Regions from separate parts of the Homo sapiens genome. Here region 2 is linked to region 1. A link is an interaction called in ENCODE POLR2A ChIA-PET data of the cell type or tissue named here. Cell type or tissue: B cell. All regions are shown on one strand. Each heading gives the region's core, and the rest is flanking DNA. Links, peaks and the distances in the headings are about the cores only.

Evidence for each region. ChIA-PET counts read pairs that join two places held together with the same protein. Peaks named below come from ENCODE experiments on the same cell type or tissue, not always from the same donor. Only the 100,000 strongest peaks of a DNase experiment are listed, where the experiment ranks them.
Region 2: POLR2A ChIA-PET joins it to region 1 with 5 read pairs; 4 of 35 experiments call an interaction of 5 or more read pairs at or near these places.

Annotation. Positions count from the first base shown.
Region 1 is chr12:128,791,784-128,807,506 of GRCh38, reverse strand. It overlaps SLC15A4 (solute carrier family 15 member 4), which reads left to right. Exons shown (of 8, transcript NM_145648.4): 6 at 6,498-6,653; 7 at 8,090-8,248; 8 at 13,151-14,313. The coding sequence ends at 13,311. Among named protein-coding and RNA genes, the nearest start is that of SLC15A4, 24 kb to the left of the region's middle. RefSeq lists enhancers at 4,074-4,573, 4,574-5,075, 9,709-10,003, 9,997-10,226, 9,144-10,343 and 4 more. In B cell, for the core only: no CTCF peak of the experiment used is centred there; a DNase peak (open chromatin) is centred at 5,167; H3K27ac peaks cover 687 bases.
Region 2 is chr12:128,866,255-128,881,977 of GRCh38, reverse strand. It overlaps GLT1D1 (glycosyltransferase 1 domain containing 1), which reads right to left. Exons shown (of 12, transcript NM_001366886.1): 2 at 5,916-6,064. LOC124903084 (a long non-coding RNA gene) reads left to right here and starts at 10,263. Exons shown (of 3, transcript XR_007063603.1): 1 at 10,263-10,380; 2 at 13,227-13,372; 3 at 14,240-14,380. In B cell, for the core only: no CTCF peak of the experiment used is centred there; no DNase peak of the experiment used is centred there.

The DNA of each region.
Region 1 (15,723 bases), core at 2,912-6,911:
TCTCTGTGCCCCGTCACCACACTGGTTGATGCCAAGGAAGGGAGTCCTCGTTCCCTCCCTGTGGGAAAGGAGACGTCCTTGGTTTCCGGAGGCTTTTCCAGTAGATACTTGGTTTGGGCTCCTTTCCTAACATCCTCTCTTTCAGTTTCATAAATGGCTGAATCACTTCTGTGGGCTGCCTTGAGAGCCATGCAGTCCATTCTGGTGGTTTCGATATGTGTTTGTGCAGGATACAAGTGCCAGACCAGTCACTGTTGAGATTTCCCCATTGCACTCCGTCAGTTCTGTCTTTAAAAAGCGCTAGCAGGCCGGGCACGGTGGCTCACACCTGTCATCCCAGTACTTTGGGAGGCCAAGGCAGGTGGATCACAAGGTCAGGAGTTTGAGACCAGCCTGGCCAATGTGGTGAAACCCTGTCTTTACTAAAAATACAAAAATTAGCTGGCCATGGTGGCGGGCGCCTGTAGTCCCAGCTACTCGGGAGGTTGAGGCAGGAGAGTCGCTTGAACCGGGAGGTGGAGGTTGCAGTGAGCCGAGATCGCGCCACTGCACTCCAGCCTGGTGACAGAGCAAGATACCGTCTCAAAAAAAAAAAAAAAAAAAAGCGCTAGCAAAATCCACAGCACATCAAGTCCAGTATGTACTGACTGGAGTCAGGCAGCCTCTGCACAGTGCTTGCCTTCTTACTGAGTGTTGGCGCCTATGGGGAGGCATGCGCTCTGACCTAGTGTGACAGCAGCAGCTCCAGAGCCTCTGAATTGGTGACATGGAAGTGGAAAGTTCACAGCATGTGTGCGTCCTGAAACAGGCGTTCTTTCCTAAGTGACCCAGTGTTGGGAAGAAGCTTTACCCGCCAGTAGTTGGGAAGAGTTACATATATCTTATAACTTGACATGAGTACAATCTATTAAATTTAATAAAACACCTGCCCATGTTTGATGAGGTTTCATTCCTAGCTCTAGTGAGTATTATTTAGAGACATTAATGGTCTTTGAGTAGAGATTTGAAACCATCATAGCAAACCAAAATTTTAATGGGAAAGAAACTTGATTTTGCTTATAGCTTACCACCTACACCCATAATAAATCTACACCCATAATAAATGATTTTTTTTTCTGTTAATCTTTTCTTAGCTGAAGGGTTGAAAAATGGTATATTATTGTTTTAACACGTTATTAGTGACGTTTAAGATTCTTTCCCAAAATTTATCAAACTTGTCATCTTAGGTGGGTCATGGTTTACCTGGATCCCCATAGAATGTAACTGTACATGGTTATATTCTGTGTACAGTTTGTGTTGTACCCATTTTTGTAATAGGTTTTTCTTTTTTTTTTTTTTTTTGAGACAGAGTCTCTGTCGCCCAGGCTGGAGTGCAGTGGTGCAATCTCAGCTCACTGCAAGCTCTGCCTACCGGGTTCACGCCATTCTCCTGCCTCAGCCTCTCCGAGTAGCTGGGACTACAGGTGCCCACCACCATGCCCGGCTAATTTTTTGTATTTTTAGTAGAGACAGGGTTTCATCGTGGTCTCGATCTCCTGACCTCGTGATCTGCCCACCTCAGCCTCCCAAAGTGCTGGGATTATAAGCATGAGCCACCACACCCGGCCAGGTTTTTCTTTTTTTGTGTTGTTACGTAATAGATCATGATTATTTAAGGATTTCAAATTTTTATCTCTTAGCTTATGGATTTTTTCCCATTTAAAAGATTTTCCCTTGGGAGACCAAGGCGAGTAGATCACCTGAGGTTGGGAGTTTGAGACCAGCCTGGCCAACATGGTGAAACCCCATCTCTACCAAAAATACTAAAATTAGCCATGCGTGGTGGCGCATGCCTTTAATCCCAGCTACTCGGAGGCTGAGATATGAGAATCGCTTGAACTCAGGAGGTGGAGGTTGCAGTGAGCTGAGATCATGCCATTGCACTCCAGCCTGGGCAACAGAGTGAGACTCTGTCTCAAAAAGAAAAAAAATTTCCTATAATTTTATTTATGGAATCTTGGAAAGTTTTATACATTTCTTTAGGTTCTCTACCTTTTATGTTAGGTTTATTGGTAACTACTTTATGTATTTTCAGTTCCTCATATATGGGATTTTATAAAATTCTGTGAGTTTCAGTGAACTATTTTCAAATGGTCATTCTTTGTCTTCAAATAATATAGTTTCTTTTTCTGTCTTTGTAATAATTATATCTCTTTTTCTCTTTTTCTTTGATTCAACGTTAGTCTCATCCTTGATTTTAATGGGACTGCCACTAGTAGCTCACAGTTAAGTTGAAAGTTTATCATTGCTTGTTAAAGTAGGTATTTGTGATGACATTAAACATCTAGCCAGCATGAATGTTGGATTTTTTTGGGGGGGGTATCCAAGGATAATTGCATCTCCCCCCGGCTGCCTTTGGCTTCTCATGTATTTTATTTATATTATTGTATTAGCTTCCTGACATTTAACTATTCCTGCGTTTTAGAAGACAAACCCTGTCTGTTAAAAGAGGCTGATGTTGGTCCTCTGACCTGACTTTGCAGCTGTGTCATTGAGCACGTGTGCGTCTGTGTCTAGAATCGGCCTTCGTCTGCGGTTGTTTTTGGCGGTTTCAGTGAGGTGATACAGCTTCTTAAAAAGAGTTGGTGTACTCTCTTTTTCTCTGTAGGCAGGAGAATATTTTAAGGGGACAATAATTATCTTTCTGTTCTCAAGGAGTTCCAAGCATTTGCCTAGCTTGAAGTCATCTGGAGTCCATTACCTCTCTGAGAAGAAATTTGATAACTTTTTCATTTTCAAGACAGGGTCTCCCTCCCATCACCCAGGCTGGAGTGCAGTGGCGTGATCTCAGCTCACTGCAACGTCCGCCTCCCTGGTTCAAGCGATTCTCCTGCCTCAGCCTCCACAGTAGCTGGGATTACAGGCGCCTGCCACCATGCCCGGCTAATTTTTGTATTTTTAGTAGAGACGGGGTTTCACCATATTGGCCAAGTTGGTCTCGAACTCCTGACCTTGTGATCTGCCCACCTTGGCCTCCCAAAGTGCTGGGATTACAGGCGTGAGCCACTGGGCCTGGCTTTCATTCACTTTTACTTATTCTATTCTATTTAATAATGAAAAGATAATTTAATGCTATGAATTTGCTTGTTATTACTACTTTGGTCAGTTCTTGTGTGCTTTGATTTGTTTTAATGTTCTCTTTCTTGTTTTCTGTGAATATTGAAACTGGTTTTGGTTTTCTTTTTGATCTAAGACTAATTTCAGAGAATTTTTAAGTTTTACAATATTGATGTTTTTGTTTATACTTTTGTTAATGATGGCAAATTTTGTTGAGTCAGGAGAGATTATGGCTTTTATAATTCTTGCATTGGGGATTTCAAGGCTTCCGTTATGGCCAAATATCACTCTCTCAAAATGTTGTAGGTGAATAGCATGATTCATGTATTGTAATACTACCAACGGTATTAATTAGGTCTTTTACAGCAGGAGTCTTAAACTCCAGTACTGGCAGTGGGCCTGAGGCCATGGGGATGAGTGCATGGTCCAAGAATAACACAGTGGGTCTGTGGTGAATGGGAAGGCACAGACAGGTCCTGCCCGAACACTTTCTAAAACACCATGTGGGCTTAAAACATAAGTCTGTCAGAAGGGAGCCCCACGAGGACCCGGATCTTTGTGTCTGTCCAATTCGTCGTGTCGTCCCGGACATGTTGTAGGCCTCAAGAATTATTTGTTGTCATGAAGTCGGTCTGGGGCCTCGCTTTCTATTTGTGTCTGTAGTTTGTAAACTTTATGCCAAATAAAGCTGTATTTTTTTTTTCGTCTACCTGTTCTGACAAGGACAAAAAGAAGTGTATTCCTGTGAGATTCTAGCAGCCAGATGGTATTTTAATTCACAGTAAAGTTCATGATTTGTGTTGTGTCTGGATACTATGTGTCATCCATAGTGAAACAGCCGTTGGGTTGGAAGGTAGCGCATGTGGCATCGTTGAGAGCCGGGTGTGAAGCCTGGCCTCAGCTCTGCCAGTTGTCTCCAAGTCTCATTTTCCTCATCTTCAAATGAGCTTGGGTTATTTCTCCCCCCAGCTTACTGTGAATAATAAATGAGGTGCTGTCTGTGAATCCATCAACAAAAGCGGCTCATCACACAAGGAACAATTCATACATGGCACCTATTGGTTATTTTGGTTTTTGATTCTTTTTCTCTCTTCTTGGTATTTTTGTTGACACCTCTTCCCTTTATGATTGTTTGTCTGATACATCCTGGCCTGTCCTCTCCTTTATTTACAATCTTTGGGTTATATTATGCTTTAGTTCTGTGTATTAACCGTAATACTCAGTTTTGTTTATTTTTTGAACTGATACAAGTGGATGACTTTTATCTGAAGGATTTGGCTCATTTATCCTGACTGCTGTGTTGATTATCCAGCGTCGCATCCCATGCTTGTTTTTACTGGGTGCCCGCTTGCCATGTCACTGTCACTCAGCCTGAACCCTGCTGCTTTTCGGCCTGTCCCAGCCTCTCCAGGGCTCTCAGTTGTTCACAGGCAGGGTCATTTTCCCCATTGGCTTTGCCTCTCCGCCTCGCTCGTGACTGGGGGCACCCGTCCCGATCCTGGTTTCCGCAGTGTTGGCTGTGTGTGCGCCTTTGCCGCTGCTCATCTCTCTGCCAACAGCCTCACCAATAATCAGGCCTATTTATTTTCTCATTTTCTCTTCTCCTAATTCTTGATCTCATCATTTGTGTCTCTCTTAAGCCAACGTCCCCTTAATTTCTTTGTTACCTTTTTCATCCTTAGTCTTCAGAGTCTGTGTTTTCTTGAATAATAAGACAAGTTCTCTGGTAGAACTATGCCAGTAGCAATAGTAGTATCTTTCCCATTCAGGTTATAAAATCTACTTATTGTCCTCCGCATGAGTAACCTTCCCTTGTCCCGCCCCCTGCAGACACTTTGGTGTCATCCTTAGGCTCTCCTCCTCTCCTGTGAAGGAGAAAAGTGGTATTCAGCTTTCGTGTTTATTTCCAAAATAGACCTGAATTTCTGCTTGAGTTGCATAGGTTCTGTTCCCATTCAAGGAGTGGGGACCAGTGTAGTCAGCTATGGTCCCAGGGGAGCAGGTGGGAGCTGAGGACCTTGGGTGTCTAGGGGAAGCCATTGTCACACAGTTCATTCTTCGTGTTTGAAGGCGCTGATGCCAGGGCTAGGGGTGCAGTGCTATGGTTGCTGTCAGCTGCCCTGTCGGGAGGAAGGCTGTCATTTGGGGACAGTCCCTATTGTCACTACCAGCCTTGCCTGATTAAGATGCCCTCAGATGCCCTTTCCAGAACAACTAAGGGCTCTAAATAGTTTGCTGTCCTTGCCTGGGTCTGCGTTTATGTTTCTCCCGTGGAGGGCGGAGTGGAAGGATTGGGTTTCCCTTGACACTCTTCCAGGGTGGGGCTGCAGGTTTTCTGATGGAAGTAAGCTGTGGGTTGGCTCGAAGGTCTCTCTCTACTTTGATCCTGGAGAATGTTTTCACTTTGCTTGGCATTTCAGTTGAGATTTGAGGTGGAAATTCCAGAGTTTGTGTTCTCATCGCCCTATGGATCATATCCTGGTCCTTTCTCATGCTCAGGTTTTAGAAGGAACATTTTTAATATTTTCATTCCATTGCCCTCTGACCAGACCTTTCTTCATACTCATGTTTTAAAATAAACATATTTTACATACGCTTTAAATATTAGGGCCTGTGACCTAATTTGCAATAAGAATTCTTTATAAAATAAAACTTGGTGGTATCTTTAACCTAAGGACTTGGACCTGCGAATAGATGCTTTTACACTTTATTTCCAGTGGCTGATTTTTGTTTATAGAGTAGGAGCTGCTGCCCTTGCTTGTTTTTCTCATGTCTTTCTGTTACACTTGATAGGTGACCAGTAACTTAGCCTGCACCTGCAGTGAGATCTCAATGCTGCTGAGAGCACAGGTTGATTTGTGAAGTCAGCTTACTTTGTTGCAAAGATTAAGCCTACCCTATGCAGGGAAACCAACATCATCATCATCATTATTATCATCATTTGTTGTTATAATAATAAATCAGTAGATCACCTTCGATCCATCACTATGATTGGAAGAACATCTCAGTATTACCTGCTGTTGGGTAAAATAGCACTACTGTTAATTCTACAGTAGGACTTTTTAACTTTCTCCTACTCCCCTTTGTAAGAGACAAACGAGGTATGGGTGAGCAATCCAGATATTTGAGGATTAAATGAAACATGTTGAACATCTGATTTTATATAAGATGCTGTAAAAAGCCGAAGTGAAATAGGTGTGCTATGCCATGACCTCCACTCAGCCTGCTTAGGAGGCTGAAGGCTGGGGGCCTATTAGTCCTGGGGGAAGCTGTGATTAGACGTGGTCCTTTCACGCATCAGAATCACGTTTGCTACGAAGTCTCGTAGCCAACATCAGATTTTTAGATTAACTGTAAATGTTAATAAATGAATATTACACTAACCTACTTTTGAATTCTAGGAATTTTGGAGAGTAAAAGGCTGAACCTTGTTAAAGAGAAAACCATTAATCAGACCATCGGCAACGTCGTCTACCATGCTGCCGATCTGTCGCTGTGGTGGCAGGTGCCGCAGTACTTGCTGATTGGGATCAGCGAGATCTTTGCAAGTATCGCAGGTGAGGACCTTTAGTGCCGGAGGTGTCTGAGTCCAGGCACAAGCGTGAGCGCTCGGGCATTCTGACTGTGCTGTTGGAATATGTTGAGACAAGGATAGCACAGCACTTCTGTAGTTTTTGGCAGTGTGTGGTTTAGAATATGAATCGCTAGGTAAACACACCAGTGCTGAGGTTCTCCATTCTTTGTGTAAAAACAGTATCGCAAAATATTTTCATGAAAGTTTGTTAACTACCTTGTAAGTGCCACAGGACAGAGAAGAAGAAAGCAATCGTGGTTGGATAGTTCCCAGCGGAGCCCTCGGCCATGCTGCCGTGGTGGCTGGGCTGAGCTCACAGCTCTCAGTGCGCTTCGTTTAGATGTACGTAAAGAAGCAGATCTAATTTTTAGAAACGTGTTCTCACAGGCCTCCCTTTTCCTATTAGTGAGATCCTGCAGTGGTTGAACAAGTGTATTCTGGGCAGATCTGTCCGGCTGCTGAGAGTGAGAGAGAAGAGAAGATGAGTGATATGCAGAGGTGGATGGATGTGTGGGTAGTAGTCAGTGGTGGTTTTCACTGTAGAAAACTCATCCAGAATTGGCTAATGAATTTGTAAAGGGAATAAATCACAACGGAATGGACTTCTATTTAGAATACACTACAAATCTCCGTGTCTAGTTATAAAAATCTAAATTTATAGATGGGCCTGCCAAAATAGTTTTGAAGTCTATTGCCCTTGTCACGGTGGCTCATACCTGTAACCCCAGCACTTTAGGAATCCGAGGCGGGTGGATCACCTGAGGTCAGGAGTTCGAGACCAGCCTGGCCAACATGGTGAATCCCTGTCTCTACTAAAAATACAAAAAATTAGCCAGGCATGGTGGCACGCACCTGTAATCCCAGCTACTCGGGAGGCTGAGGCAGGAGAATCGCTTGAACCAGGGAGGCGGAAGTTGCGGTGAGCCAAGATCCTGCCATTGCACTCCAGCCTGGGCAACAAGAGCAAAACTCCGTCTCAACAAAAAAAAGATAAAGTATATTGCCTCTGAAATAGAATCCTTATGTAGATTTCCCAGTTTAGTGTGTGTACTTTGTTTTCAAACTCCCATTCCTTGACAATATAGGAAAATTTTTTCTCTAATCTCTTTAAGGAACACAAAAGTCTAAGAGCCAACAAATCACATTACCTTTAAGCTTGAGAGCAAGGAGTTTAACTTTCTGCTCATTGAATTTATTAGGAATTATCCTAATGGCTAGGAGAATGAACAGTTGGCCCATAGCCATTGATTCTTGGTCGCTAGTAAGCATCGTCCTCCTAATAGAAAAGAGGTTGTGCCTGTCTGCAGGACTCAGTCCCTAGGAGACCCCACGCTTCCTCTGCTATATTAGGTGAAAGCTTTGATCCCATGTGTTAAAGTGCCCCTTTCACAAAAACGACCCTCCCTTTTCTTTCCTCAGGCCTGGAATTTGCATACTCAGCTGCCCCCAAGTCCATGCAGAGTGCCATAATGGGCTTGTTCTTTTTCTTCTCTGGCGTCGGGTCGTTCGTGGGTTCTGGACTGCTGGCACTGGTGTCTATCAAAGCCATCGGATGGATGAGCAGTCACACAGACTTTGGTAAGAGCCAGCATCCTGTCCCTTTTGAAAATAGCCAGTGAGGGGGAGGCGCAGGCACTCAGGAGATGGCTGAGTGAGCGGAGGTGTTTTCACGTGGATGGCCTGTCCCGAGCTGCCTGTCCACCGCTCCTTCCACAGCACTGCTCTGTGCTGCTTGCATCACTGTGTTTCCTTACATCATGAACGGTTTTCAGGAGACAAGCAGGCCTCTCTTCTCATCCCAGGGGCCAAGCCTGCCCTGGCCACAGCCCAGCGAGCAGCTGCTGCAGCCACCGCTCCTTACGGGGACGTCCTTGACAGACAAGCACCTTCTCCACGCCCGTCCAGCTCAGTCTTCGTGAGGCAGCTGAATCTGTACCCCAAGCTTCCCTTTCTTTAACTTGGTGGTGTACTTTCGTTTTCTTTTCCTAACAGCACCTTTTCTGATACGAAAAAGACAAGATAGATAGTAAGTTACTTTTAAAAATAAACATATTACTTGTGATCAATCATAATGGGTTTTTACAATTAATACCAGTAGGTGGCATCTTGAGTGTTGAACAGAACCACTCATAAAAGCTGAGTTTTGCTTTCTCCAGGTTTACGATGCCTTTAAATGGACCCAGCAAGCGAAGGTTTCTTCTTTCTTTTCCTTTGTAAAAATATTTTATCTACAGAAACAACCTTGTTACTTTTTCTTGTATAATCATGTGGCATTTGCTCTGGTCCGGTAGTACTTAGCCACTTTTAGGTTACAAATCCCCTTGAGAATCTGGTGAACGTTTAGGGACTTTTCTGCAGAAATTGCAGAATTCCCAGAGCCCTTCCATGAGTATAGGCCTGTGGAGTCCTAATGTAAAGCCCAGAACTCCAAGCCACCAATGTCCCATGGACACTTGTCACTGATGTTTTCTGGCTGTGGGTGCCACCTCCATGGCCAGCTCAGGGCTGCTTGCTCTGAGGAGGACATGTGGATTTGGGGCTGGTGTTTCATTCCCACCTTCTCCTGAAGATGAACAGCCCGAGGAATAAGATCCTCTTGTGGTACATGGGACAGACTTCCTTCAAAGAAAGACCAAAGTCCATAGTTCTGAAGACGAAGATTCTGGTTCTTGGTTTTTGTTTTATCTTTAAATGTGTCATAAAGGATTGGCTGGTCATTCTCGTTGCTTTCTAGTCATTTAATCCTCATTCTTAATTTAATTTCACATCTCAGAGTTGACCTTTCATTCATCATTTCTGTCTGACAGGTTGTTTGTGGACTTCCCCTGCATTGGTGCTCTCAGGGCGTGTGTGCTGGGGATGGGCCAGGATCTGTCTGTTGTTTTCAAGAATGGGAAATGTTTCATGAAGGAGGCGTGTTTGCCAGCAGCCCCCAGGCTGTGCCCCCTGGCTGCATGGCAGCCTCCTTGGTTCACACCAGTAAGGAGAGTTGGAGCTCATCTGTCGAGCAGCCCTTGGCGTCCTGGGTAGAGAAATAAAGGCTGTGACATGGGAAATCCACAGGAAGCCCGCTCCTCAGAGAGAGTTCTCCCTGAATTTGTGTGGCCTTGGAAGGAGCAGCAGCTCTCAGGCCAGGTTCCGGGGGTGTCTGTGCCACCCTTATCCCTGGCCCTACCTCACCATCTCGTGACCGACACAGGAAATAGCTTTCTGTAAAGTCACAGCACTGTGAAGGGAGAGTCCCCAGAGTTTTGTTACATTGTGTTTTTCTTACCGACCTCCCAGCAGGCTCCTTTTATTAGTGTTATTTAAGCTGGGGAGAACGTGCATACCATAGTAAAGGTCTCTAATCTTAAGCACAGCTTGCTGTGTTTGCAGTCTGGATCTCAGTGGAGGAACTTTTGGAAGCCCTCCTTGCCTCTCTCCTTAGTTTACTGCCCCCCTCAGAAGGTAAACCTGTTCTATTCCAGCGTTGGTCCCCACAGGTTACCCTCGCCTGTCCTGTGCTGGGCTGTGGCTGTCTCCTTTCACTTAGCACTTCTGTCTGTGAGCATCTCCCCTGTACTTCTGAGTACTGCTCCTTCGTACGAGCCGTCACGAGGCATTTATCCATGCTGTTGTCGGTGGGTGCCCAGATGTTGGCAGTGTGGGGCTGTTGTGAATACCTGCCCTGCCTGTGAGCCTGGGGGGCGGGTGCGCTCATTCCTTGGGGACCCAAGAGTCTGTCTTGTCAAATGTCAAAACCCTAGTGTTTGCCATCTTCCTGTGTAATTATCCTTCTGTCTGTGAAGAGGCCCAGGAATGCACGGCAGGTTTTCTCCCAGGCGACTTAGGCGTTTCCGAATACCCTGTGTAATGCCACCCTGAGACAGACCCTGACGAGGCGTGGTGTGTCTGCCTGCGGGCTTGGACCGCACCTCCACTCCCGCAGGGCCGCGCAGCCTTCAGTTCATGTGGCCTCAGCCTTCAGTTCACGTGGCCTGCCAGCTTTAGCTCGGGAAGTTTTCAGTGACTGGTACATTTGGGGAGACTCGTATTTCAAAATAGGCACATAAAATGATGTCGTTTATATTTTGATGACAACCTCGTCTCAGTAGCGTCAAATGCCAGTGTTGGGACAGCAGTGACAGCTAGTGCCAGGCTCCAGGAAGCTGGGGTTTGCATTTCCACTGAGTGCCCAGGACAGAGCCTGGTAGGTCGTAAGGGTTGAACGAATAGTGTAAAACATCTGTTGAAAAAATAAAGCTTTAGTCTGGTAGAATTCAGGGTATTAGCAGCTGTCTTTCTAAATCAGTAGACACAGGAAATGATCTTCTTTAATTGGTGTGAATGAGCACTCTTTAAAAATGTGTGAGATCTCACCATACAGATGTGTGGGTTTTTTTTTTTTTTTTTTTTTTTTTTTTTGAGATGGAGTTTCACGTTTGTTGCCCGGGCTGGAGTGCAGTGGTACCATCTTGGCTCACTGCAGCCTTTCACCTCCCGGGTTCAAGTGACAATTCTCTGGCCTCAGCCTCCCAAGCAGCTGAGATTACAGGCGCCAGCCACCACGCCTGGCTAATTATTTGTATTTTTAGTAGAGACGGGGTTTCATCGTGTTGGCCAGGCTGATTCTGAATTCCTGACCTCAGTTGATCACCCACCTTGGCCTCCCAAAGTGCTGGGATTACAGTCATAAGCCACTGCGCCTGGCCCAGACGTGTATTATATTGTGTTTATTTGATAAATGCACTGTTGAACATGCAGTATATGTTCAGATAGAAAAAGGAAGTGCCAGAATAACCCAGCTTTAAAAAGGTCTTCAGAAGAAAGGAAGTCTCACTTTTTAAAATAAACAAATGAGAAAGTGTTTTTGAAGAGGAGCAGAAAATGGAGCAACTTGATTCCAGAGCACTCGCTCCCCTCGTGATGTTGCCGGCCACACGCACCTGCGACCTCGTGCAGAAACGTGCAGCAGTGCTTTCCAGCTGGTGGCAGGTGATGTACATGGTACGGAGACAGAGGGACGCCATGGTGGCAGGAGCAGCCGTGGTGGAGAGCACAGGGCGACACTCGGCTTGGCCTGGATGACCAGTCATGACGAGCTAAAAGTCCTGCCGTTTTCTGCTCACACGTCGTTCCCACGTCTGCACATTGAGTGGTGATGTTAGCCGGTGCTGGCTGAACTCTGTTCTCTGGCGGAGAGACTGCCAGTTTGCAGAGTGGACAGTTCCAGACCTCTGTGAAAGGGGGATCATGACCGTGGCACGTGTTGCTAGCACCCTCACCGCGTCCAGACTCCCTCTTGAGTGCCTTTCTGAAATGCTGCTCCTCGGCGCTTTCCCCATTTTACAGATGAGGAAACTGAGCACAGAGGTCTCAGAGGCCGGATTCAAGCCTTATAGCTTGAGCTGCATGGCCCATGATCTTATCCTCTGTGCTGTCCAGCCTGCTTGGGATGCAGACGTTGCGTGTAAAGTGCCTCCATAGTGCCCGGGACTCGGTTGGGTATTCAGTGTATGCTAACTCTTTGTATTAAAGTATGCAGAGGTATCTGCTTGTGTCAGTTTGAGGATGCTAAAACCTGAACATGTTTAAGACACATTCAGAAACCAGCTCATCTCTTCCTTTGATACATTGCCCAGCTGTCGGCCCTGGTGTGTTGGGTGTGTCAGTGACCCATGCAGTGAATCCAGAATTCACGATGTTCAGGCTGTGTCATAGTGCAATCTGTGATGCTAAAAAGTGCACAGGTTCCATAGCCAAGTTACAAAGACGCTCACCTCAGGATTCGATAAAGAGATAGTCAGGCGCTCTTTTGTTATCTTCGCATCTGCCTTCCTCAACAATGCAGTTCCAGGCCAATCATAACTATAAATGGAGGAAGTTCCCCTGAAGTAGTTGAGGAGAGGAACACTGCCTCAGAAAAGGCAGGAAGGAAATAACACCAGACCGGCTAACACTTGTTTCTGGTGGCAAGAACACAGGAAGGTAATTTTTTACTTTGCCCAGCTGTTCTGGTGTGGGGGGATTAGCAGTCACAGGAGGCTGGGTTGGCAGGTTTCCCCTTGCTCCTGATTTGCAGCCTTGTCGTGCGGCCTTAGGCACACTCTCCGTCGACACTGTCCCCTTCACCACCGCATGTGTGTCTGCAGGCCACGCAGGGATTTTCCTGAGTACTGGGGAGCTACCTTTTCTAGTTTCCTCAGGGAACCTCCTCCTTTTACCTTACAGAAGAGAGGGATGGGCTGCTAGGGGCAGGTGGGGGGCTGCAGACAGCCCACCTCCAGAGCCCCCGGTGGCGATGTATCTGACTTCAGGGAGCTTCTTCAGTGGTTTTGAAAGCAAGATGCTTGTGCATTTTGGACTACAGAGACAACATTTGTTACTTTTTTTATGACTCCAGTTAAACCTTAGTGGGAACCAGATTAAATAGTAAAGTCTTGAAAAAATACCTGTAGCAGCGCAGCTTACCTGCCGCTTTCCTTTTGTTTTCTCCAGGTAATATTAACGGCTGCTATTTGAACTATTACTTTTTTCTTCTGGCTGCTATTCAAGGAGCTACCCTCCTGCTTTTCCTCATTATTTCTGTGAAATATGACCATCATCGAGACCATCAGCGATCAAGAGCCAATGGCGTGCCCACCAGCAGGAGGGCCTGACCTTCCTGAGGCCATGTGCGGTTTCTGAGGCTGACATGTCAGTAACTGACTGGGGTGCACTGAGAACAGGCAAGACTTTAAATTCCCATAAAATGTCTGACTTCACTGAAACTTGCATGTTGCCTGGATTGATTTCTTCTTTCCCTCTATCCAAAGGAGCTTGGTAAGTGCCTTACTGCAGCGTGTCTCCTGGCACGCTGGGCCCTCCGGGAGGAGAGCTGCAGATTTCGAGTATGTCGCTTGTCATTCAAGGTCTCTGTGAATCCTCTAGCTGGGTTCCCTTTTTTACAGAAACTCACAAATGGAGATTGCAAAGTCTTGGGGAACTCCACGTGTTAGTTGGCATCCCAGTTTCTTAAACAAATAGTATCACCTGCTTCCCATAGCCATATCTCACTGTAAAAAAAAAATTAATAAACTGTTACTTATATTTAAGAAAGTGAGGATTTTTTTTTTTTTAAAGATAAAAGCATGGTCAGATGCTGCAAGGATTTTACATAAATGCCATATTTATGGTTTCCTTCCTGAGAACAATCTTGCTCTTGCCATGTTCTTTGATTTAGGCTGGTAGTAAACACATTTCATCTGCTGCTTCAAAAAGTACTTACTTTTTAAACCATCAACATTACTTTTCTTTCTTAAGGCAAGGCATGCATAAGAGTCATTTGAGACCATGTGTCCCATCTCAAGCCACAGAGCAACTCACGGGGTACTTCACACCTTACCTAGTCAGAGTGCTTATATATAGCTTTATTTTGGTACGATTGAGACTAAAGACTGATCATGGTTGTATGTAAGGAAAACATTCTTTTGAACAGAAATAGTGTAATTAAAAATAATTGAAAGTGTTAAATGTGAACTTGAGCTGTTTGACCAGTCACATTTTTGTATTGTTACTGTACGTGTATCTGGGGCTTCTCCGTTTGTTAATACTTTTTCTGTATTTGTTGCTGTATTTTTGGCATAACTTTATTATAAAAAGCATCTCAAATGCGAAATCCATGAGCCGGTTCTTTGCGTGGTTTGTCCTCAGTCGCTGCTGGTGTGGCGTGTGGATTCCTCCCCTGTCGTGTAGAAGGCGCAGAGCTTCCCGAGTCGGGAACTGAGGGGAGGGTGGGGAAGTGCGCTCCTGCACAGCCCTCGGATGCTCCGGCGCGTCTCCTGATTCTGCAGCCTCCTCTGCATGGAAGGGTAGTTTCAGCATTTGGAGAAGACAAAAAACAAACCAAAAAACCCTCACGTTGTTGTTCGTTGTGTAATAGAAAGTATAGAAAAACTATAGAAAAATACAAGACATTTCAACCAGTGGAAGTAGGATAGAGTGAATACAGATGACACTCATGGTATCACTGGATCTCAGAGGGGCCGGAGTTGTGAGCCCAGGTTAAAAAAAACGGGGCAGGTTTCGAAAAGCCTTGTGCTACGAAGGATACCACTTTCCGGAGACAGAACTCATGTCTTCAGGATATATCACATGTAAAAATAACCCATGGTGTCAAACAGATTTTCTTCATAAGGCCTTTGCACAAAAGGGGAAAGGCAGGTGGCGTCGGGAGAGCTCTCGGATCCTTCCTCCGGTGCGTTGTGCCCTTGATGCCCCGGGCTGTGTGAACGGTGAGTGAGTAACCACATCCATCCGCTCCGTCTGTCCCGCCAGCCCCTGCTCCTAGCTAGGTGCACCCTCGATGTTACGAGGGAAATTCTCTCCAGAAAGTCAGTTGGAGGGTTGACAGAGTCATCAGGGTACCAGCCTGTGATATTGTGATGAGATAAGAAACAGATGTGGTCTGGGCCCTAAATCCCTGGGACAGAACTCCTGCAACCCCTGTAGATAGGGCACGAGGAGAAGCCCACATTTTCATATTTGCTCTTTGACCCCTTGACCCCAGCTCCTGGCCTAGAGCTGCTAAGGCCTTTGTAATTTCCTGGGTGATGGGAGCATCTTTTGTTCTAATGAGGCCATCTGTGGTGGCTCCTGGACAGCCTCAGGAGAGGGGGTGCTTGCTCGGGGAACCAGTCTGGTGATTGGAGTGGGGGGACTTTCAGCCCTCCCCCTCCCCCACCTCCAGGAAGTTGGGGGGGTGGGGGTAGAAGGTGGAGTCGATCACCAGTGGCCAGTGGTGTGTCATCAGTCATGACTACGTAATGAAGCCTCCATAAAACCCCAGAGGCCTGGGGTTCTGAGAACTTCCTGGTTGCTGAACTCATGGGGGTTCCCCGAGGGTGGCACACCCAGCGGGCATGGGAGCTTCCCGGTCCCCTTCCCACACACCTCACCCTGCACACCTCCATCTGCCGTTCCTCTGTGCCCTTGTCACAGCCTTGATAATAAACGGGCACGCGTGAGTAAAGCGTTTCCCGAGCTCAGAGCTGCTCTGGCAAATCAGCTGAACCTGGAGAGGGAGTTCCTGC
Region 2 (15,723 bases), core at 5,069-9,068, 72 kb before region 1:
GGGCTCCAAAGGTTTATGCAGAAGGCTGTTCATCATGATATTGTTTAAAACTGAGGGGAGAAATGGAAATAGGACGGGACCATTCATAACTTGCTGCAAAAGAACATTCAATGACAGAGGAAATATAGACCATCTATTTCTAACATATTGTAAAATAGGTTACGCAATTAAAAGTATAATATGATTGCAATTTTTAAAATATACACACAAACTACAGAGCAAGAGTCAGATACAGCAGTATCTCTGCATCCAAAGCATTTATCAAAGTGCTTAGCACATACTAAATACTCCATAAAAAATATATATTTTTATATATTATATATAATATATATTTATATAGGTATATAAATATATTTATTTTATGTATCTATATCTATAAATTTTATATATATATATATATATATATATATATATATTTTTTTTTTTTTTTTTTTTTTTTTTTTCGATACAGAGTCTCACTCTGTTGCCCGGACTGGAGTGCAGGGGCATGATCTCAGCTCACTGCAACGTTCACCTCCTGGGTTCAAGAGATTCTCCTGCCTCGGCCTCCCAAGTAGCTGGGATTACAGGCACTCGCCACCATGGTCAGCTAATTTTTTTTGTATTTTTAGTAGAGACGGGGCTTCACCATGCGGGCCAGGCTAATCTCGAAATCTTAACTTCAAGTGATCTGCCTGCCTCAGCCTTCAAAATGCTGGGATTACAGGTGTGAGGCACCGCGCCTGGACTATAGTTTTTTTTTTTTTTTTTTTTTGAAACGGAGTCTCGCTCTGTCGCCCAGGCTGGAGTGCAGTGGCAGGATCTCGGCTCACTGCAAGCTCCGCCTCCCGGGTTCACGCCACTCGCCTTCCTCAACCTCCCCAGTAGCTGGAACTACAGGCGCCCGCCAACACGCCCGGCTAAATTTTTGTATTTTTAGTAGAGACGGGGTTTCACCGTGTTAGCCAAGATGGTCTCGATCTCCTGACCTCGTGATCCGCCCGTCTCCACCACCCAAAGTGCTGGGATTACAGGCGTGAGCCACCGCGCCCGGCCGACTACAAATATTTTTTAAAAGAAGTTGCAAGCTTAATTGTAAAATTATATCTTTTTTGCAAACTTAATTTTGAATAAAAACATAAATAAAACCAAAAACACACACACAAACAGTGGTCGTTTCTGGGTGGCGAAACTGCAGGTGCCATATTTTCTTCTTTGTATTTTTACATAGTTTCCAAATCACCTCTATAAGTAATTTAAAAATCAATAAGAACTATATATTTTTAAATACAGTTTAATCAATAGAAGGCTGTCTAAGAAATGTGTAGTGTATGCACAGAATGAAATATCACACAGCCAGTTAATGACAGGGTAGGGCAACTCAATGTCTGCAACTGGTGCAGAGAAGGTCCCCAGATACTTTGCTAAGTGAAAACCTCACGGTGCACAGGGACAGCTCTTCTTACTGACAATGGTTCTGGTGCTTTTTACACATGATGCTACACAGAGAGACTTTAACCTTCAAAAACATAACCCTGAGGAATAAATACAGTTTAATTTCCATATGGACAACAACTAGGAATGAACAAGTAAAAGTTTAACCACATTTACTAAGAGTAAGCATGGCTTCAGTTCTCGATATTTATTAGATTGAGCAATGTAATTGATTTTTTTCCTCTGGGCAATAGGTTGGTTTTGCAGAGGGCTCCTCTCCTCCTTCAACTCTTAAAAGAAGCAAACCTAACTTCAGATGACTTTGTTTATTTGAAGCAGAGGTCAAGCATGGTAAAATTGAGAACTGTAAGTTTGAAGGAAAAAACAAAAATCCAGCAATCTGACTAGAGGAGAAATAAGTCCTTGCCCATCTGTTAGTAGAATACGAACTGGAATAACCTTTCCATATAGCATTTTGTCACTGTCAATCAAAACAAAAGTTACACAGCCCTTTGACCCACAGGCTTTCCTAGGAATTTATATTTCCAACATCCACATACAATGGTGTAAAGAAATGTAATCGAAAACACTTCAGCCTTGCTTGGAATAGCAAAAAAACAAGAGAGACTTTTAATAAGTATGGTGCATTGTCACAGTGGAATACCTCACAGCCAATAAAAAGAATGTAGCTTTGTGGATTTGGAAAAGTAGCTAAGATATGAGTTAAATATACAGACCTAATCCCACTTGTGGGAATAAAATGTTCCACATATGTGTGTAAAACCTTTAAAAAGAAATAACAGGGGCCGGCTGCACTTGGTGGCTCCCGCCTGTAATCCCAGCACTTTGGGAGGCCGAGGCGGGCAAACAACTTTAAGCCAGGAGATGGAGACCAGCCTGGCCAACACAGTGAAAGCCCGTTTCTACTAAAAACACAAAAAGTAGCTGGGCATGGTGGTGCACACCTGTTAATCCCAGCTATTCTGGAGGCTGAGGCACAAGAATTACTTAAGCCTGCTAGGCAGAGGCTGCAGTGAGCCAAGATCATGCCACTGCACTCCAGCCTGGGCCACAGAGTGAGACTCTGCCCACCCCCCCAAAAAAAAGAAAGAAAGAAAGAAAGAAAGAAAGAAAGAAAGAAAGAAAGAAAGAAAGAAAGAAAGAAAGAAAGAAAGAAAGAAAGAAAAAGAAAAAAATAATAAGTATCACTTTACAGAAAATGACACAACTTGACAACTTGTTGGGGGTGGGGTGGGGGAAGAGGGAGAACATCAGGAAGAATAGCTAATGGATTCTGGTCTTAATACCTAAGTGATGGGATGATCTGTACAGCAAACCACCATGGCACACGTTTACCTATGTAACAAATCTGCACATCCTGCACATGTACTGCTGAACTTAAAAGCTGAAGAAAAAAAGAAAAGAAAACAACACAACTCACTGTCAACAGAATCACTAAACTCAGGGCTGAGGCTTTGTGACTGCATGAAAGAGTTGCAACAGTCAGTGACAACCTTACAAAGGTTCCTACTGAGCTATCAGGGATTCCGAACTTCATCTTGGCCTATAAGGAAAGTTAAACTCTACACTTCTTTCACATTCAGAGACAAAGCTCAGACTGTGTTTCACTACACTTAAAACTGAATTCAAGGCTGGGTGCAGTGGCTCATGCCTTTAATCTCAGCACTTTAGGAGGCCAAGGTGGGTGGATTGGTTGAGTCCAGGAGTTCAAGACCAGCCTGGGCAACATGGCAAGACCTTGTCTCTAAAAATATACCAAAAAAATAGCCGGGCATGGTGGCACATGCCTGCAGTCCCACATGCCTGTACTTGGGAGGCTGAGGTGGGAGGGTTATTTCAGCCCATGAAATGGAGGTTGCAGTGAGCCAAGATTGTATCACTGCACTCCAGCCTGGGTAACAGAGTGAGACCCTGTGTCAAAAAAAAAGAAAAAAAAAATTCAAAGTCATATACTTGTTCAGCAGAAAATAACTCTCTAGAAATAATACTTTCAGAAACACTCTCCGCATATACAGAAAACAGTTCATTTAGATTGTTCAGGCACGGATGCAAAAATATGGAAGCACAAATATATTCTCCCAAGTTGGTATGCTATGATGTCTGTACAGAGACAAGCATTCTAAAAGGTGAAATAGAAAAATTAAAGACAATGTAAACATTTATTTATTGAAGACTTTAAATGATGGCACCTCTGCACAATGGATGAGACAGATCTATGTATGTGCCACTATGGGAGAAAGTTCCCAGATGTGTGGCTGAGCGGTGAAAAGGAAGATGCTGAATATATATTCAGCGGTGGGCTTCCATTTGTGTGTGTGTGTTTAAGATGGGGGAGGAGGTACATATAAATACATGCATGGGTGTACATGAACCTCCTCATATGCATGCTCTGTGTAGTGCCCTCTCACACTGAATAGTGCTGACCTGTGTAATCAGAAGGATATTGTGGGATTCATGTTGTATTGACTTCTGAGCCTGGGTCATGAAAAATAAGGCAAATTCCAACTTGCTTTTCTTTTGATGGTTCTCTCAGGGAGAAGCTGGCCATCACATCGTGAGGACACTCAAGAGGGCCATGGAGAGGACCATGTGGTAAGGAACTGAGACCTCCCACCAACGGCCTTGTGAGTGCACTATAATGGATGCACATCAGCAAGCCCCAGTCAAGCCACCAGATAAGACTGCAGCCTCATGGGAAACCCTGAGACAGACCACCCAGCTAAGCTGCTTTTGAATGCCCACAGGAACCATTAGATAACAAATGTACTGCGATAAGCAACTAAGTTGGGGCAGGGGGTAATTTGTTATGTAATAATAGATAATCAATACAGTACATATATTTCTAGGAGAATATCCACAAGAAAATGTTAACTGTGGTTACCTCTGGAAATGAGAAATAATACAGTGGGGATAAGAGGTGGGAGACAGGCTTACTTTTCATACTATACCACTCAGTTACATTTTACACCGGGGCAATTTTTCATGTATTACCTGAAAAAATAAAAAAGAACACATAGTAAGATGTGCCCATATATGAAGAGAGTGTTCAGAGAGGGCTCAACTTCCTGTGGAACAGGAGGCAGGAAAAAGAGCTGGAGCTTAAATAAGGTTTGATACAGTGTGGAAAAATGAAAAAATCACCTTCAGTAAAAAACCTCTAAAATTTTTGAAAGTGTGACACATTTTGCTGACCAAAATTTAATCCTGATGTGATGATGACTAGAGCAAATTTTGATCCTCCAATGACATGCTATTACTATCCCTTAAAATGGTGCAGCACAAATGATACCACTACTATGTCATTTAATTCATGTTTGAGGAAATCACTCAGGCCAGACAATAACAAAAATATCTGTCTTGCCTTTATTTGGTGGCTGCTATACTCTCAGTAAAGTCAGATGGGTCTTGTGAGTGTTAAGAAAAATTTTCCACAACCTGAAAATAAGGTCAAGAATAATAAGAATAAATAAGGTCCACATGCATTTTCTTGCAATGTTCTAGGAAGCCATAATTAAAAGGGTCCTCTAAAGACTCATTTTCTGAGAGAGTGTATTGTTGTTTGACTTCACTATTTACTATTAATTGAAAGCTCATACTCTGTGAAGTTACATTAAGCCATTTGTAGCTTTGTGTCAGGGAGAGACGTAAATCATTTCTGTCCAGTAGAAGAGATACTTCCAAAGCTTGGGGCCCATTGCCTTGTTGGATGTTAATCAGTTCTGCAACTAACCTCGTGAATTTACTCTGATATTCTTTATTAAATTGCTTATTTAAACTCCAGTTGCTCAAATGTGCTTTAAACTGGTTTTAACATCTTAGTAGTTTCCTCATAAATTGATGGGTTGAACAACATCTTTCATAAGTGCTCTATTTGTAAAAGAATTCTTTTGAAAAAAATATATTTTGAAAGATGAAATATGCATTGAAAAAATTCAGGGCCAGGCTCATGCCTGCAATCCCAGCACTTTGGGAGGCTGAGGAGGATGGATTGCTTGAGCCCAGGAATTCAAGACCAGCCTGGGCAACAAGGGTGAAACCCTATCCCTGAAAAAAAAAACAAAAATTTAAATTAGGGGACATGGTGGCATGCACCCATAGTTCCAGCTACTTGGGAGGCTGAAGTGGGAGGATTGCTTGAGCCCAGGAAGCGGAGGTTGCAGCGAGCCGAGATTGTATCACTGCACTCCAGCCTGGGTGAGAGTCAGAGAGACCCTGTCCCAAAAAAACAAATAAATAAACAAACAAAAATTAAGGATGATACTTTTAATATGGTAAAAACAGTTTCAATACACATCCATTCTTGACTGTTATAACATTTAAGAAAATTGTGCATTAAGAAAGCAAACCAAAGAGATTATTGCATGTCTCCCATTTCTGAACTGGATAAAAAGGAGACACTGTTTCCCGTGTTATTGGACATTACAGGCACTTCCGGTTTTCAGAATTTCTAGTGTTTTACTTTTGAAGAAAAAGAGGATTACCTTGCAAAAGCCTGCCTCCCCTATAGAGATGAAGAGCCAGGGCAGCCTCGCAGTTCTCAGCCAAGATGAGGTTTGCAATCTCAGATCGGCTTTCAAAGTCAAAGGCATCCTTCAAAACGCACACGTGCCCTGCAGCCTCTAGATGGGCCCTTTATCAAAAAATACAGAGAAAGGAGAAGATGAGGGGAAAATGTTAATATGTAACAGGTTGCTGCTACAGTTAAGACTTTTTTTTTTTTTGGTTGTTGTTGTTGTTGTTGTTGAGACAGAGTTTCACTCATGTTGCCCAGGCTGGGGAGCAATGGTGCAGTCTCAGCTCACTGCAACCTCCGCCTCCTGGGTCTCCAAGCGATTCTCCTGCCTCAGTCTCCCAAGTAGCTGAGACTACACGTGTGCACCACTACGCCTGGCTAATTTTTTGTATTTTTAGTAGAAACGGGGTTTCACCATGTTGGCCAAGCTGGTCTCAAACTCTTGACCTCAGGTAATCCACCTGCTTTGGCCTCCCAAAGTGCTGGGATTACAGGCATGAGCCACTGTGCTCAGCTACTATGATTAAGATTTTAAATGAATTCCACAAGATGACTTATTTACTGAATCACCCTTTGTAAGCACCCTGCCTTAAAATACAAAAGAAGGCCTAGAATCAATGACATTAGCCATTCATCTGCCAGTCTCAGATACCCAGGACTGTGGCTGGAACCGAGGCCATTGGAAGGAAGATTGACCCAGGAGGCCCTGACAGCCTTCAGACATGGGGCACACACTGCCACCTCCAGTGGCATTTGCCATACCAGACAGCAGCTCCTTTTCTATTTCCTTAATTCCACATTTTCTCTCCTGTCCCTGAATTGTGGTATCTAAAGATTGTTTTTGGGCCTCTGTTGCTCGGTTCTTTGAAAAGACTTCAAAAGTCACCTATTATCATAGCTTCAAAAAAAATACTTCCTGGTTTTTCCATTCTACCTGCTACACACACACACACACACACACACACACACACACACAATATTTATGTCTTTCAAACATGTCTCTTCTCTTTGTCTCCACCTTAGTTTCAGCTCCTGGTAACATAAATATAAAATACCTCATAAACAAAAAAGAAATTTTTTCAATAGTGACAACAACATGAACAAAATCAGAAGACAAATGAGAAACTGGGGAAAAAACTATTTACGACTGTTACTATAGAAAAAGGCTCATCTGCTTAATATATAAAGAGCATTCGTAAATCAATAAAGAAAAAAGGCTAACAACACAATAGGAAAACGGACATGAGGGCTGGGTGAGGTGGCTCACGCCTGTAATCCCAGCACTTTGAGAGTTCGAGGCAGACAGATTGCTTGAGCCCAGGAGTTTGAGACCAGCCTGGTCAATATGGTGAAACCCTGTCTCTATAAAAAATATTTTTTAATGCACTGGGCATGGTGACACATACCTGTAGTCCTAGCTACTTGGGAGACTGAGATGGGACTACTGCTTGAGCCTATGAGGTCGAGGCTGAGTGAGCTACGACTGTGCCACTGTACTCCAGCCTAGGTGACAGAGCAAGACCCTGTCTCAAAAAAAAAAAAAAAAAAAAGCCAGCCACAGTGGCTCAAGCCTGTAATCCCAGCACTCTGGGAGGCTGAGGCAGGCAGATCACTTGAGGTCAGGAGTTCAAGACCAGCCTGGCCAACAGGGTGAAATCCTGTCTCTACTAAAAATACAAAAATTAGCCAGGTGTGGTGGTGCATGCCTGTAATCCTAGCTACTGGGGAGGCTGAGGCACGAGAATTGCTTGAACCCGGGAGGCAAACGTTGCAGTGAGCCAAGATCGTGCCACTGCACTCCAGCCTGGGCAACAGAGTGAGGGAAAGAGAGAAAGAGAGAAAGAAAGAGAAAAAAAGAAAGAAAGAAAGAAAGAAAGAAAGAAAGAAAGAAAGAAAGAAAGAAAGAGAGAGAGAGAGAGAGAGAGAGAGAGAAAGAAAGAAAGAAAGAAAGAAAGAAAGAAAGAAAGAAAGGAGGGAGGGAGGGAGGCAGGGAGGGAGGGAGGGAGGAAGGGGAAGGGGAAGGGAAGGGAAGAAGGAAGGAAGGAAGGAGAAAAGAAAAGAAAAAGACAGAAACAGAAGGAAAGAAAGAAAGAAAAAGAAAGAAAGAAAAAGAAAGAGAGAAAGAAAGAGAAAGGGAGCAAGAGAGAGGAAGGAAGGAAGGAGGGAGGGAGGGAGGGAGGGAAGGAGGGAAGGAAGGAAGGGGGAAAGAAAGAAAAGAGAAAAAGAAAAATAAAGATGGGCACAAAATTGCAGTCCATAGAAAAAGAAATACAACTGGACTCTTGAACAAAGAAAATGATGCTCAATATCAGCCATCTTTTTAATCCAGAAAATCTGTAAAGATTAAAATGTTGACCTGAGGCCTCCTGAAATAAACACTCCTATACATTATCTGTGAGAGAGCAAATTGGTACAACCTCTCTAGTGGGCAATGCAACAGCAGCTAGAAAATTTTAAATGCACAAACCCTGTGACCAAATAACTCCACTTCTAGATATTTATTCCAAAGATGGACTTGGATATATGTGCAAAAGCATGCACCCAGGAATACGCACTGCAGCTGTGAAGTAGCAAAAAGACCAAAAAACTACCTCACCGTGCATCCGCAGGGCCCTCGTTATATTATGGTAGATGGACCTAATCATGTTCTTTTGCCATCAAAAGAATGCAATAGATCACTATGAAGTATTAAGAATGAATTCCAAGATTCACTATTAATGAAAACAGAGCACAGTGAAGAATACTTTTGGGTATATACACTGTGTGGGCATAGAATATCTCTAGAAGGATACATTAAAAAGAGATAACAATGATTGTGTCCAAAGAGGAGAGTCAGGCCAGGTGCAGTGGCTCCCACCTGTAATCACAGCACTTTGGGAGGCAGAGGTCGGAGGATCATTTGGGCTCAGGAGTTCGAGACCAGCCTAGACAACATGATGAAACTCTGTCTCTACAAAAAATTTAAAAAATTACCTGGGTGTGGTGACATGCACCCGTCATCCCAGCTGTTTGGGAGGCTGAGATGGGAGGATCGATGAGTCCAGGAATTCAAGGCTGCAGTGAGCCATGATCATGCGACTACACTTCAGCCTGGGTCTCAACAGAGCGAGACCCTGTCTCAAAATGAAAGAAAGAAACAGAGAGCAAGAGAGAGAGAGAGACAGAGAAAGAGAAAGAAAGAAAGAGACACACGAGCTTTTGTATTGTTGGATAGTTTTTACCACATGCATATATTATCTTTTTAAATTGTTTGAGGTGTGTATGTGTGTGAGTGTGAGCGTGCGTGTGTATGTAGATACACAACAAATGGGACCAGGTCTCTTTTCTGATTAAAACCTGCAAAGAGCTCACCGTATTCAGCTCAACTGTCAGTGGCATGAGAATGGGGACCATTTCTATCCTGCTTAGGGAATCAACTAATGGCTGAGCGTGTCTCTGGGATAAATGCCTCAGCCCAGAACACAGCTCACCCTGCATGGCAGAAGTGCACTCCACTCCAACCACCCTCCCACAGCAGGACCTCTGGCACATCACGCTTCCTTCTTGAGTCTCCACGCCGCTGACATGACACTTCCTAGTGCCAGCTCCTTCCAGAGAACTCTCCTGACAGCCCCAGTTCCTACACACCACAGTCTCTCAAAATTCCCATTTTGTTTTGAGCCTATCTCTGTTATAACCCCTCTGCACTGCATTTATAGGGAAGATGGAGTCACATCTTACTTGGGGCACTGATTACAAAATCAGCACATACATGAAAATCAAGTACACTTAAAAGTACCCTTGAATCGGCCAGGCGCGGTGGCTCACGCCTGTAATCCCAGCACTTTGGGAGGCCGAGGTAGGCGGATCAGGAGTTCGAGACCAGCCTGACCAACATGGTGAAACCCTGTCTCTACTAAAAATACAAAAAAATTAGCTGGGCATGGTGGCATATGCCTGTAATCCCAGCTACTTGGGAGGCTGAGGCAGGAGAATCGCTTGAACCCGGGAGGCGGAGACTGCAGTGAGCCGAGATCGCGCCACTGCACTCCAGCCTGGGCGACAGAGCGAGACTCCGTCTCAAAAATAAATAAATAAATAAAAATAAAAAATAAATTAAAAAAAAATTACCCTTGAAAATCTCTTAAATCATCCAGACAGTACTATAGAACAAAGTTCAAGTCCAACCTAGCCCTTTTTTCTTTTGTAATTCCAGCAATGAAATAGTTATTTATTCAGCTGAACACCAGGTGAATTAACTGGTGTGCATTTAGGAGCAATATTGCACAAAATCATGAGTAAAACAAAGAAGAGGAGGACAAAGATCAGAGGAGGAGGAAGTAGGGGGAGGTCTAGAGCCTTTAAACACTGTGTTCATAAAATGACCAAGTTGCTAGGACTGTGGGAGCCACAGAGAAACATGAGGTTCAAATCGTCTGACCCTGGGGCATATGGTGAGATTCTACACTGTACTAATATGTGGATGATATTTTTCTCTCTCTCTTTCTGTTTCTTTTTCATAACGTAAAGTGTCACAACATCACTGTGCAAATAAAGAATAACTAGGGTCTTGAGACTTAGGTTGGTTTAACTTACTGAAGTGCATCGTGTATCTTGAGCCTACCATTTTCACTGTTAATTTTGATCCAGTCATTGTGGGTCAGTAACATTCCTTCTCTCCCCACCAAACCTAGTATCCTTTGGAAATGCTGAAGGTAACTGACCAGCAGGATCAGGAAAGATGCCTGCAGCAGTCAAGCTATCAGCTCGCTTCAGCCTAAAAAAATATAAAATACATCACACAAAAATAAGGATTCAACATGCTTCTGACCATGGTTGAATAATTGCTATTTTATGTTCTTCGTAAAGCTCTAAGAAATGAGAAGCCAAAAATAAACACTGATAGATGGAAAAGGGGCTGAATTCTACTTGGAGAGTCCATTCCTGAGGGACTCATGACTTATGCAGAATCGATACAGCAGAGTGCGTGGAATGCAGGTGGTTACATAGAGACAATCGGTAGTTTCTGATTTATTAAGGTGTTTTTGTTTGTTTGTTTTTGAGATACGGTCTTGCTCTGTGGGCCAGGCTGGAGTGCAGTGGCATAATCTCAGCTCGTTGCAACCTCTGCCTCACGGGTTCAAGCGATTCTTGTGTCTCAGCCTCCAGAATAGCTGGGATTACAGGCACGTGCCACCACACATAGCTAATTTTTGTATTTTTAGTAGAGATGGAGTTTCACCATGTTGGCAGGCTGGTCTCGAACTCCCAACCTCAGGTGATCCGCCTGCCTCAGCCTCCCAAAGTGCTGAGATTACATGCGTGTGCCGCCGTGCCCAGCCTATTAAGCATATTTTTAAATGGCATTTTGACACTAACTTTGCAATCTCATAAATATTCTAAATAAATTTGTCTAATCTAAATTATTCATGAACTAAAATTGTACCCTTGTTTCTGGCTGACTTGCAACACCTTTAAATCGATCTATGTTCTCTCCTTCTGTCAAGTAATAATTCAATTCAACTAATAAATTCACTAAGCACCTATTATTCCCAAATAATTCTGATTTGATTTAAAAAGGCTTTCTTGAAAACAAAAGCATCTCCCATAGAGATTTTGGGCACTTGGCAGGTCCACAAAGAGAAGAAGCCTATGTGTGCGCGCCTGACTCAAGATTCACAGACGCTCTGTGGCTCCCCGGCCAGCAACCAGACTCTTTACTTGAGTGTACAGTAGAGTTTGGTCATTTCTGTGTTTTGGTTTTGTTTTTTTGTTGTTGTTGTTTTGAGACAGTCTCAAAAATATTTGCTGGAGTGCAAATTTATTTACTTTTTGAGATGGAGTCTCACTCTGTCGCCCAGGCTGGAGTGACCGTAATCCCAACAGGCTGAGGCAGGTGGATCACATGAGGTCAGGAGTTTGAGACCAGCCTGGCCAACATGGTGAAACCCCGTCTCTACTAAAAATACAAAAAGTAGCTGGGTATGGTGGTGCATGCCTGTAATGCCAGCTATTCAGGAGGCTGAGGCAGGAGAATTGCTTGAACCTGGGACACAGAGGTTGCAGTAAGCCATGACAGAGCAAGACTCTGCCTCAAAAAAAAAAAAAAAAATAGAATACACACAGGAACTCTTTTTTAAAAGACTGCAAAAATTCAATCACCTAACAGGCAAAGTGACTAGATCAGGAAGTGTCTTGAACTCAAATGTCAATTGAGATCAGGTGAAATTCAATGAACTGGAGGTGAGGATGGTGAAATCATAAGACAGGATGAGCTCTGCACCGAACAGGAGGGGACGCCCATCTGCAGGGTCAGGCCCCCATAGTCCAGTAAGATAAAGAAAGCCACCTGGGGCAGCTGAGCACTAAAACTGTGCCTAATCCAAATAGAAAGGCACTCAGTGTGAAAGACACACGCAGCTCGGTTAGACATGCACACGTATAATATATATTACTACTTATACGTAAATATATAAATTATATGTATACACATATTTATAATGTGTATTTCAAATATGTTTTATAAATATTCTATTTATATCATAAATATTTCAAATATATAATTTATTTCAAAATAGATGGGGCTGGGCATGGTGACTCACAACTATAATCCCAGCACTTTAGGAGGCCAAGACGGGTGAATGGGTTGAGCCCAGGAGTTTGAGACCAGCCCGGGCAACATGGCGAGACCCTGTCTCCACAAAAAATACAAAAAGTAGCCAGGCGTGGTGGTTCACGCCTGTAGTAGTCCCAGCTACTCGGGAAGCTGAGGTGGGAGGATGGCTTTAGCCCTGGAAGACAAGGCTGCAGTGAGTCAAGACGGTGCCACTGCACTCCAGCCTGGACGACCGAGTGAGACCCTGTCAAAGAAAAAAATAAACGAGGCTGGGTGCGGTGGCTCACGCCTGTATTCCCAGCACTCTGGGAGGCCAAGGCGGGCGGATCAACTGAGGTCAGGAGTTCGAGACCAGCCTAATCAACATGGAGAAACCCCGTCTCTACTAAAAATATAAAATTAGCTGGGCGTGGTAGTGCATGCCTATAATCCCAGCTACTCGGGAGGCTGAGGCAGGAGAATCACTTGAACCCGGCAGGCGGTGGTTGCAGTGAGCTAAGATCGTGCCATTGCACTCCAGCCTAGGCAACAGAGCGAGACTCCATCTCAAAAAAAAGAAAGAAAACAAACAAAATAGATCAAAATCATGTTTAGACATGTTGAGTGAAAGAGAATATAATATTAAAGTTGATTTTATCTGTTTCTTTTTGCTATGTTTAATGTGACTACTGGAAAATCTGACAGGACCCATGGGGCTCACATTATGCTTCTAGGCGAGAGTGCAAGGTCAGACCCCACTGGCTCTGGCAGTCGGCACCCAGCTGATCGAGGAGCTACTCACTGCTACAAGGTCACCAATCTACCCAGAGAAGCCAGGCATTTCAACATCTGTGAGAATCTCCCCAATTCCAACCTCCCTAATGGTATTTCTCACTCCTTCAAGATCCACAACACCTGTTAGTCCTCTACATCTTCAGAAGTTCCCGGAGGCCTGCGTTTCCCATTTCCCTTCTCCATACGGACGAGTGACGCTTTTGGGCGGGGTGTTGCCTCTAGTGTCTGTTCCCACACGCTCCTTCCTAATACCTCGACCCTCCCTGGCACTTACTTGAGGAGGACGAGCCCCATCTCCAGATCCAAGGGTGCTCCTGCAGGCTCATGCCAATCAAAACATCCGGCTCTCCACACACCCACCCCTAGACGTTCAATTCTGGGACCTGGGTCGTGTTTTCAGAGACTCAACCTCAGAGGTTCTCCATGGGCCTGACCTGGGATTCAGGGAGACCCAGGAGGGGCTGGCGAGAAGATTCTGCCAGGAGAGGGAAGCAGATGCAGGAGACGGAGATAAGTGGACTCCTGTCCCTGTCCTCTGCTGGAAAACCACCCTGAGGAGGCCCTGCCTCCAGCCTTCTTATGGCAAAAGCCATTACATTCCCTTTATTGTCCAAGACAATTTAGGTTGGGTTTTCAATTCAACTTAGCTTTCAATTCAATTACTCAAGGCTGAAGATCTCTAAGCCACACCACAGTAATAGCTTAGCGCCCTTATTGTTAGTTTATACACAATCCATCGCAGTCTCTCATCCCCTCAATCCTTCCATTATGAGTCCTTTGGCCTCCTCGGAATTCCAGACCATTGACCTCTGCCCCCTCGGACCCACAGTCCCTCCGAGCTTTTCTCCCAGTTCTGGGGAGATTCCATGCTCCGCCATTTCAATTACTTTCTTGTCAACACCTTAACCACTCCCGTCCCCCAGTCTTTCTGTAGTAAGCGTGTGAGCATCTGGAACAACGCCAGCCCTGGAGAGTCTCCAGGTCAGCTTTCTCCATGGCAGCCCCAGGCACTGGCGCCTGCTGGGGGACCCCCGAGGCAGAGGGTAAGTGGAGATCTGTGAGATGGGATCCCAAGTTGCTCACTACTGCGTCGGAACCTCTCATGCATTTTCAGTGACCAAGCGCACCTGCTGTATGCCCAGCACCGCTGGGGCAACGAGGGTTCAGTAAAGAACAAAACATGCACAAATCCCTGCCCTCCAGGTGCCAACTCTCTTTTTTTTCTTTTCCTTTTTTTTTTTTCTGTTTTTTTTTTTTTTTTTTTGAGAAGGAGTTTCACTCTTGTTGCCCAGGCTGGAGTGCAATGGTGCGATCTCGGCTCACTGCAACCTCTGCCTCCCGGGTTCAAGCATTTCTCCTGTGTCAGCCTCCCGAGTACATGCCTGGGATTACAGGCATTCGCCACCACGCCCGGCTAATTTTGTATTTTTAGTAGAGACGGGGTTTCACCATGTTGTTCAGGCTGGTCTCAAACTCCTGACCTCAGGTGATCCGCCCGCCTCGGCCTCCCAAAGTGCTGGGATTACAGGCGTGAGCCACTGCGCCCAAGGGCCAACTTTCTAGAGCAGGGAAAAGGTCAATGAGCCAGAAAATTGCAAATCTCCTCTATGTCAGAGGCAGGTTTTTGCTCGGGAGGAAAACCACCAGCCCCAGGGAGACGGGGAGACAGTGTGTGGTGGAAGGGGCTGCCATTTGAGAAGGGTGGGCAGGGGAGTTCCCGCTAAAGAAGGTGACCTGAAGGTGGCTGGCGCAGTGGCTCATGCCTGTAATCCCAGCACTTTGGGAGGCCGAATTGGGTGGATGACCTGAGGTCAGGAGTTCAAGACCAGCCTGGCCAACAAGGTGAAACCCTGTCTCTACTAAAAATATAAGAATTAGCCAGGTGTGGTGGCGCACGCCTGTAATTTCTGCTACACAGGAGGCTGAGGCAGGAGAATCGCTTGAACCAGGGAAATGGAGGTTGCAATGAGCTAAGATCGTGCCACTATACTCCAGCCTGGGTGACAGAGAGAGACTTGGTCTCAAGAAAAAAAAAAAAAAAAAGCCTGAAGGTGATGAGGCAGCGAACCACGTGGATACTGTGGGGGAAAAGATGAAGAGCTAACAAAGTCCAGCACACAGAAGTAGAGAGCAGAATGGTGGTTCCCAGAGGCTGTTGGGGGGCTTGGTGGGGGGCAGGAGGAGGAATAGCTTGTACAGCATGGTGACCATCATCAATAATAACATACTGTATATTTCAATTGCTTAAAAAAAGATTTTAAATGTTTTCACTACAAAAAATAATAAGTACAATTGCCGGGCGCAGTGCCTCACACCTGTAATCCCAGCACTTTGGGAGACTGAGGCGGGTGGATCACGAGGTCAGGAGATCGAGAGCATCCTGGCTAACATGGTGAAACCAGGTTGC